2 separate regions of the Homo sapiens genome follow, and region 1 is linked to region 2. Evidence: chromatin contacts called from ENCODE Hi-C or POLR2A ChIA-PET data. All regions are on one chromosome and are shown on one strand. The core of a region is the stretch at or near the end of the contact, and the rest is flanking DNA. Distances in the headings are between cores, read along the strand shown. Region 1 holds the start of GS1-204I12.4 (a long non-coding RNA gene). Region 2 overlaps CBSLR (CBS mRNA stabilizing lncRNA).

Evidence for each region. Hi-C counts contacts between places; a loop is a spot of excess contacts on that map. ChIA-PET counts read pairs that join two places held with the same protein, here RNA polymerase II (POLR2A). Pooled maps may share reads with other maps.
Region 1: a map of endothelial cell of umbilical vein shows a loop between it and region 2 (5-fold over the local background). The contact joins the promoter of GS1-204I12.4 here to the enhancer-like site in region 2. A Hi-C loop is called at or near these places in 1 of 168 maps with a recorded cell type or tissue (endothelial cell of umbilical vein) and 4 of 50 pooled maps. POLR2A ChIA-PET finds 5 or more read pairs at or near these places in 1 of 52 experiments (PC-9).

Annotation. Positions count from the first base shown.
Region 1 is chr1:185,644,378-185,648,200 of GRCh38, forward strand. It overlaps GS1-204I12.4 (a long non-coding RNA gene), which reads left to right and starts at 2,132. Exons shown (of 3, transcript NR_188649.1): 1 at 2,132-2,421. The region is part of intron 1 of LOC107985239 (a long non-coding RNA gene); the gene reads left to right. RefSeq lists an enhancer at 1,596-2,509.
Region 2 is chr1:185,372,408-185,376,595 of GRCh38, forward strand. It overlaps CBSLR (CBS mRNA stabilizing lncRNA), which reads left to right. Exons shown (of 4, transcript XR_007066771.1): 3 at 1,211-1,321; 4 at 1,990-3,893. Among named protein-coding and RNA genes, the nearest start is that of CBSLR, 57 kb to the left of the region's middle. Within about 2 kb of position 1,889, at least 7 of the 41 ENCODE cell types and tissues checked have a DNase peak (open chromatin) inside an H3K27ac peak, as active enhancers do; they include endothelial cell of umbilical vein, where a contact is called at or near this core.

The DNA.
Region 1 (3,823 bases), core at 882-3,381, 270 kb after region 2:
AAAACATCTCTAAGTTCTTCCATCATGGGACATGTGCAAGATGTATTTCAATTTTCCATGGCATTACAACTGTAGTTGCCTGACTGTTCTTCTTGCCCACTGCACAAACAAAACCAGTTTACTGAGACCATGGTACTATGGTATATAATTAATTAATTAGCACAAGGCCAGCTATGCAGAAGAACTGGAGTTATCACTCAAATCAGTCTTCCTGAACGTTCAGAGGTTAGGGTTTTGCAAGCATAGTTTGGTGGGAAGAGAACTAGGGAATGGGTACTGCTGATTGGCTGGGGATGCAATTATAGAGGTGTGGAAAATAGTCTTTGTGCATTGAGTCTGTCTCTGGATGGGTGGTTGTGGGGTGGGTGGGGGCCCACAGGACAGATGAGTCATCAGTGACTAGTCCAGGTTGGGTAAGTCTGAAAAACATCTCAAAAGAGCAATCTTAGTTCTACAATAGTGATGTTACCTATAGGTGCAGCTGGGGAAGCAATGAATCTTATGACCTCTGGCCACATAACTCCTGAGCAGTAAGGGATTGTAGAAACAGCATCTACATTTTAGCAGAATTCAGGGCCCTCCCATAATCCTAATCTTGGTAGGCTTCATTAGTTTTACAAACCTCAATATAATATGATTAGCTATGGCATCAAAAATCAGTGTAATATTGGTCCATCTTATTGTAGGAACCAAGGGAAAACTTCCCCTTCACCCTCCAAGGGATCACTAATAATCAACTGACAAAAGACAGATAAGTAGGAGAAAAGGCATACGAAAGTTTGTTTTAACATGGTTAGCACTGGGGAACTTAAGGAGGAAGATTGCCTAATAACCCAATGTGGTACAGAAGCTTATATACTCTCTTCCATAGGGGAGGGGAGAGATGGGGAATGTAGGCAATTCCTTTGAGGGACCACAGATGATTATTAGGGAGAACAGTGAACTTGTAAATGATTCTCTTTGGAATTTGAATGAGCCCTAGAGGCTGGAATTATGTTGTGAAAAAGTCCATCTCCCTGTAGTTGCATTCCTTAGTCTTCTTTTCTGAGACAGATAATGAGATTTCAGAGAAGGGAGGAAAACAATTGTATTTCTCTTAGAAAGAAGATTTCTTGGTCAGATAAGGAAATTCCAGAGAGAGTCCCTCCCTGTGCTTGAGGCAAGGGCTGAGGGACAAGGCAAAGTTAGAGGGACCTTGATTTGCGGGCTGCGTCTAAGGCCTCTTAGCCTGTCATAGCACCAGTGTTTGGGTTATTGCTTTCTGAGCCCCAACGTTATACTCTATCCAAAGGTTTATTTTATTTTAATTTTTTATAAACTCTATGTCCAAACAACTGTAAAACTCACAACATGTGACCTAAGGGTATCATAGTGAGGTTACAGTGACCTAGTAGTCAGTGTGTAATTTCTAGGATTTAAACGGTAAGCTGTTTTCTCTGTGGAGAATGACACTATAGTATACTATTTGGGGTTATGGGCAAGCTAATAGATTTGGCAGTTCTCATTTTTTCCCCTTGGTCAAAAACTACTCAAGTTCTGAATGCAAATAAGAGATCTCAGAGCAGCCTCAAGTACTCAAAACACTGAACATGGCTCTATAAAACAACAGGGTATAATGAGCTATCTTGGTTTCCAAATTGGGTCTGGGATTTTCCAAATTTTACCCCAAATACTGTCCTTTTGGCTTTAATACTCTCTGTACCAGATATATCAGAATGAGAGAATCAAGAGTAAAACAAACTTGCATTTCCCAAACAGAGAATCAATAATCTTTTTGGAAGAAAATTTTAAAGGATATCAATCATTAAAAAAAGCAAGTCTGGAAACGATGATGTGTCACTCATTATGCAAATATCATGCTAACTCATAAGGGTGCTTTTCAGACCAGATTATTCTACTTTCAGACAAGCCCACCATATTAGCTTCATTGCACAATATTTAATCTCTGTCCTTGAAGTTCACAAATTAACTTGCTCTGTGATTTCCTCCTTGTGATAGCCTCTGGCTGTGTTTTTACTGCCTTAACAGCTACTGGCAGGCAGCTTGTCTCCCACATTCACTACAAAGCAAACAGGAATTTGGTCCCAGGGTAATTGGCTGTTCTCCAGCATAAGAATGCAAGTTATTCATGAGCTTTGTGAGCTTGCTTCTGACTAACACAGACTGTTTTCACTAGGGAGCACAGGGACAAAAAGAGTTGTGAAGTTTTGAGTCTTCAGGATTATTCCTTTCAAGTATGTGATAACCTGTGATTCTTCTCCCCAACTATTTTCTAACCGTCCCCGACCTTTTCCACTTCCTTTCATTTCGTAGTGACTACCAGAAATTTACCAAGGAAGCTGCCATGAAATAACATGTTTCTTTTAGAAATACAACTGACTCAATAGACAGCTATGGATGTGCTGTTATTTTGGAGATACAGTAAGTTTACAGAACTTTTAAAATTAAATCTTAAGCAAAATATGTGGGTAAATGCCAAATAGATTGGTGAGAGCCTAGGTTAACAGTAATTCAAAAAAAAAATGGAGAAAAAGACTTGCAGTTTCAAAGATAGGAGCATATATACTTTAAATTTTGAGGTGCTGAATAACAGATTTAAAGTTTACAAAAAATTAAGAGGTTTAAACAAAAATAAAAAAAAAGCTACCCATTCATCATGGTCGGAAGAAAGTAAAAGAGAGAATTCTAAGCTCCTAAAAACAGGGGCATCTAAAAAGATTTTCCTTCTTTATTATCTTACCTGAGAGGTCCATACTGTAAATCTAGATACCATGTTTTCTAAATTATTCTGGAACTACACTACCCACACGACTGTAATATTTAAAATGATTGTCCAAAAATGTATTTAACAGAGACACCAACAAATGTTTGAGACTTACAAACAAGATAAATTTGTTAATTCCTTTAGTTCACTCAAAGCTGTACAATGATAAAAAAACCAAAATATTAAATATACTGTACACCCTGATTTATTTAAATTTTTATTATTACTTGCTGAAAACTTGAATGGAAAGATTTTGCTTTTTTGTAATGCAATTGTCAATGGAAAGAATTAAACTCTGTAAAATATTTGAAGAGATTTATTCTGAGCCAAATGTGAGTGACCATGGCCCGGGAGGTCCTGAGAACATGGGCCCAAGGTGGCTGGGGTGCAGCTTGGTTTTATACATTTTAGGGAGGCATGAGACATCAATCAAATACATTTAAGAAATACATTGGTTTGGTCTACAAAGGCAGGGCCATTCAAAATAGGGGCTTCCAGGCTGTAGGGAAATTTAAACATTTTCTGGTTGACAATTGGTTGAGTTTGTTTAAAGACCTGGGATCAACAGAAAGGAATGTCTGGGTTGTGATAACATGTCGTAGAGACCAAAGTTTTACTATACAGATGAAGCTTTTAGCTAGCAAGCATCAGAGAAAATAGATTGTAAAATGCTTCTTATCAGACTTAAAATCTGTGTTGATGTTAATGCCAGAGAGGTATAATGAAGCCTGTTCAACCCCCACTTCCTGTCATGGCCTGAAACAGTCTCTCAGGTTAAGTTTTAAAAGTCCTAATGTGTCCGGAATTGGTGGGTTCTTGGTCTCACTGACTTCAAGAATGAAGCCGCAGACCCTTGCGGTGAGTGTTACAGTTCTTAAAGATGGTGTGTCTGGAGTTTGTTCCATCTCATGTTTGGACGTGCTCGGAGTTTCTTCCTTCTGGTAGGTTCATGGTCTCGCTGGCTTCAGGAGTGAAGCTGCAGACCTTTGCGGTGAGTGTTACAGCTCTTAAGACGGCACGTCTGGAGTTGTTCGTTCCTCCTGTCCGGAGTTGTTCATT
Region 2 (4,188 bases), core at 639-3,138:
TTCTGCTACTTTTTCCTTTGTGCCACTAATCTGACGCATACAATTATTGAGAAAGGATGAAGCTAGTCAAAGTCCCTGCAGTATTTCCCACTGATGAGATATAGAAAAAAGCAACAATGGCAAATATTAGGAAAATGATTCTCAGACCCTCTATTGTATCTGGCTTATTCTAGGAGAGACCAAGAGCACAGAGCAAGTGAGCGCAAAATTGACCCAGAACTTAAATTTCTCTATCTGGGATTGAGAGTTGAAGAGTTCAGATGCCAACTACTTTGTGGTCTTTCTGAATCATGACCTTTTGTGATGACCAAGTAAAGTGAAGGTAGAATAATGTCAAAGTGAGAAGGTTCTAGGATGCATTCCTTAGAAGCTGTAAGCTGGGGTGTTTCGATCAGACTGTTTGGAAAAGCTCTTAGAGTTTCCTGCTAGAGTGGCAGTGTCCACAGAGACAATAGCAAAACAGGGTTATCCAGCTAACCAATCTTTCTAAAAATCATTTTGAAACTTAGAGTTGGAAAGGGCCAAGAGGTCATCTGCTCTACCTTCCCAGCTGCTGTCTAACATCTCATAAGTGATTATCCACTTTCTATTTGAACACCTTCCATGATACGTAGTGCATTTAAATGCCCCATTTTGGTAGTAGCCTTTCTAGATATATTTACTTATGCCCCAAAGATATCTATAATCTTCTAAGAATGTACCCTTCAGTCTGGTAACCAAGTAACCTTCTCTTTCTAGCTATTAATATATGGGATTCCTCTGTTTTTATACAAAAGCACCATGTTAGATACTATAAGGAGAGAATAGGATTCAATAATATATACTAGACTTTTGACTTGAAGGACATTTCAGCCTAGTAGAGAAATTTAGACACACATACACGTTGGCTGAGAGGAATAATCAGGGAAGTTTCAGGAAAGAGATAGTATGCGGACTTAGCCTTGAAGTGTGGGTAGAATTTGGAAAGACTTTTCCAAGAGTGGCCTAGAAAATAAGCAAAGTTGTATTACCTGGGAAAATATTTCAATAAGATTCAGGTCACTTGCTTAAGAACACCATTTCCCAGAAGACAACAGTGGGGAGTTTACCATTCGAAGACCTGCTTTGGAGATGTAGATTACTGTACCCTTTGATTTTCAGAAGATGCAGTTAGTATTTCTCTTTTTCAACAAATGCTGTTTTCTTACTAAACCATATTTCCTGTTCCCAGAGTAATTTTATGCTGATTGAAGAAAAGAAGTAAACAGAGTTCCAGAAAGCAACTGCAAATACTCATTTTGAAAAAGAAAACAAAACAAAAACAAGGGAGACATTTTAAAAGGTATTTTTATTCAGAAATTTTTAAAAAAGAAATAAGGAAAAAGGTGAACAACCCACAATTCGTCCTGTAGTATACAAATGGCATCTAAGAGTGAGAACCTTGGCATCCTTGAAAGCAGAGGTTTGAGGTCTGAGATGTTTTGGTTCATGTTGTACCATATGGGCTACTCACTGTGTGAATGCACACTCTTGTTCATCTCCCCCTATGCTGAGCTAGTCCAGACCTAGGTCTGCTCTGCCTCTCTGGGTTTGCTTGCTGGGCACGGTCAGTGGCTAAGCTGTGGATAGAATACTGTCTCTTCACCACTGACTCACAGGATGGCAGGGCCAGCTCACTTCCCCTTCTGATGTTTTTGTTCCTTAGTGTACGGTGGGACCATAGCAGTCCTCACCGTCTTTCTTCATTCCATGGAAATAAATGTGTATATTTGTGAGTGTGCTTTGAGACAAGGATGAAAAGGAGATTAGTTTTTGTCCTCTTCAGGGAAAGCACAGAATCACTGTGCCTCCTATTACTGTTAGCACCAGCAACATTCACGGGTAATTCTATCAGGGACACACAGCAGCCTTCTGAATTAATGTTGGCTTGTTTATTGCAGAGTACAGATGAAATCCTGGGCTAACCAAGTTATGTCCCCATGTTGACTCACTTCCTTACTTTCCTCCTAGGTGCTAAAGCAACAGGACCAGTTGCCAGAGAGCTTATTTTACCTCCCCAAAACAAGATTGGTGTTTCATCCTTGAGTTTAGTACACAGGATTGTTCTTATTCTTCTGCAGATAGAGAGGTGCACTGCTTTATGCTGCAAGTTGTCTATAAGACAAGTTTTGTGAGTATCAAATATTTGTAAGCAAATCAAATTTCTCCCCCAGTTGAAATGATTATTTCAGAAGAATTTCTTCTTTGTTTTGAATTGGACTTCTGAGTTGGACTTCTCAGCATGATAAAGAAGAAAGAGCATTAGAATAAGAAAGAAGATTAAGCTTCTTGTTTTGATTATGCCCATAATCAGCTGTGGGACCCCGGGCTAATGCACTCCAAAATCCCACTGTTCTGTGACCTTGCTATGTGGGGCATCAGCCTCCTCATCTCTAATATTTTGGATTTAAGTTAGTTGATTTTTATGGTCCCGCAATGGAATTCTTTAAACAACTCCACTAATCCATGATACTGTTGCTTTAAAAATCTTGGTTTTAGCTTTCCTCTAAGGAATTTATAGTGACAATTATCTACTTTTTTTTTCTTAAATAAAAATAGAGGTGGGGTTTTGCCATGTTGCCCAGGCTGGTCTCAAACTCTTGGGCTCAAGTGATCTGCCCACCTTGGCCTCCTAAAGTGCTGGGATGACAGGTGTGAGCCACTGTACCCGGCCAGACCATATGTCTCTAGCATTTTGATAACATTCTCTACAATCTGGGCCCTGTATAACTCCCCAGTCTTCAGACTACTACTCTCTATGCTCACATCTTTGGCGATTTTATACTCTTTGCCAATTTAGATGCCATTTGTTTTTTCGTTTCCAGTAGATTAGTATGTCCAACCCAGATTTTGGTAAACCCTAGACTCATTCTACAGTCTGTGACATCTCCATTTGGATTTCTTATTGGCATCTCAGACTCCATATGTCTAACCTGGAATGCCTGATCTCCATTGCCTCCTAAACCGGCTTCTCTCACGGCTCTCCCATCTCGGGGCCCAGCATCTCAGACCTTTGCCTTGCTTACACCAGACATTTTGTTGTTATCTGTACCACCTCCTTCTCGTGCAGTCTACTTGATGCCACCTAATTGGTATCCCTGGCTTCTGCCCTTGTTCTCTTAACGAATCATTTTCCAAACAGCAGCCAGAGTGATCCTTTCAAAAATGGATTCAGAAATCATGTCACTGCTCTGCCCAAAGTTCCCAAATGACTTCCCAGTCACTCAGAGCACAAGCTGACGCTCGACACATCTGGGCCCCGTAAGATTTTCATTTCTGCTCCTCCTCCTTTTGCTCACTCTGCCCCTGCCACATTGGTCTCCTGCTTTCCCGGAACTTGCCCAACATGTTCCTCCCTCAGGGCCTTCACATTTGTCATTTCCTGTCCTATGATGCTCTTCCTGCAGATATCTACAGCAGCTCCCCGCTGCTCCTTTTGCAGGTTTTTGTTCAGATGTCATCTTCCTGGTGAGCTCTTCCCTGAACAACTCCTCACCCCCTCCACCTTGCCCCTGGGACTCCCTTTGACCTTTCTCGGATTGTTTTCCCTGTAACTCTTGCCACCACCTCATACAGGGCTTCTCAAGCTTGGCATGATTGGCATTTTGGGACAGTTCTTTGTTGCGGGCTATTATCCTGTGCCTTGCAGGATGTTTAGCAGCATCACCACCCTCGACCCACTCAATACCTGCAACTTTCCTCCCTAGGTTGTGACAGCCAGAAATGTCTCCAGACACTGCCAAATGTCTCCTGGGGGACAAAACCACCCCTGGTTGAGAATCTTTGATATAATGTAAATATGCATTTTACCTATGTATTTGTTTATTGTTCCTCCCTTCCCCACCAATAAAATATAATCTCCATGAGAACAGGAATTTTTGTGTCTATTTTCCACTGATGTAATGCAGGCACTCTGAATAGGGTATGATGCATAGTAGGTGCTCAAACAGATATTTCACTGGTGAATAAATGAAATGTGCTCTGACCTTGTTCCTCTGTGCTCATTAAGCTCTAGCCACACTGACCTTTCTTCCACCTCTCAGACATCTGAAGCTCCTTCTCACCTTTCAGTCTTTTTCTTTCAGATCTCACTCCTGGAAAGCTCTATTCGCAGGTCTCTGTTTACTTGTTACTCAGGTCCAATAACACCTGCTTAGAGAGGCTTCCCTG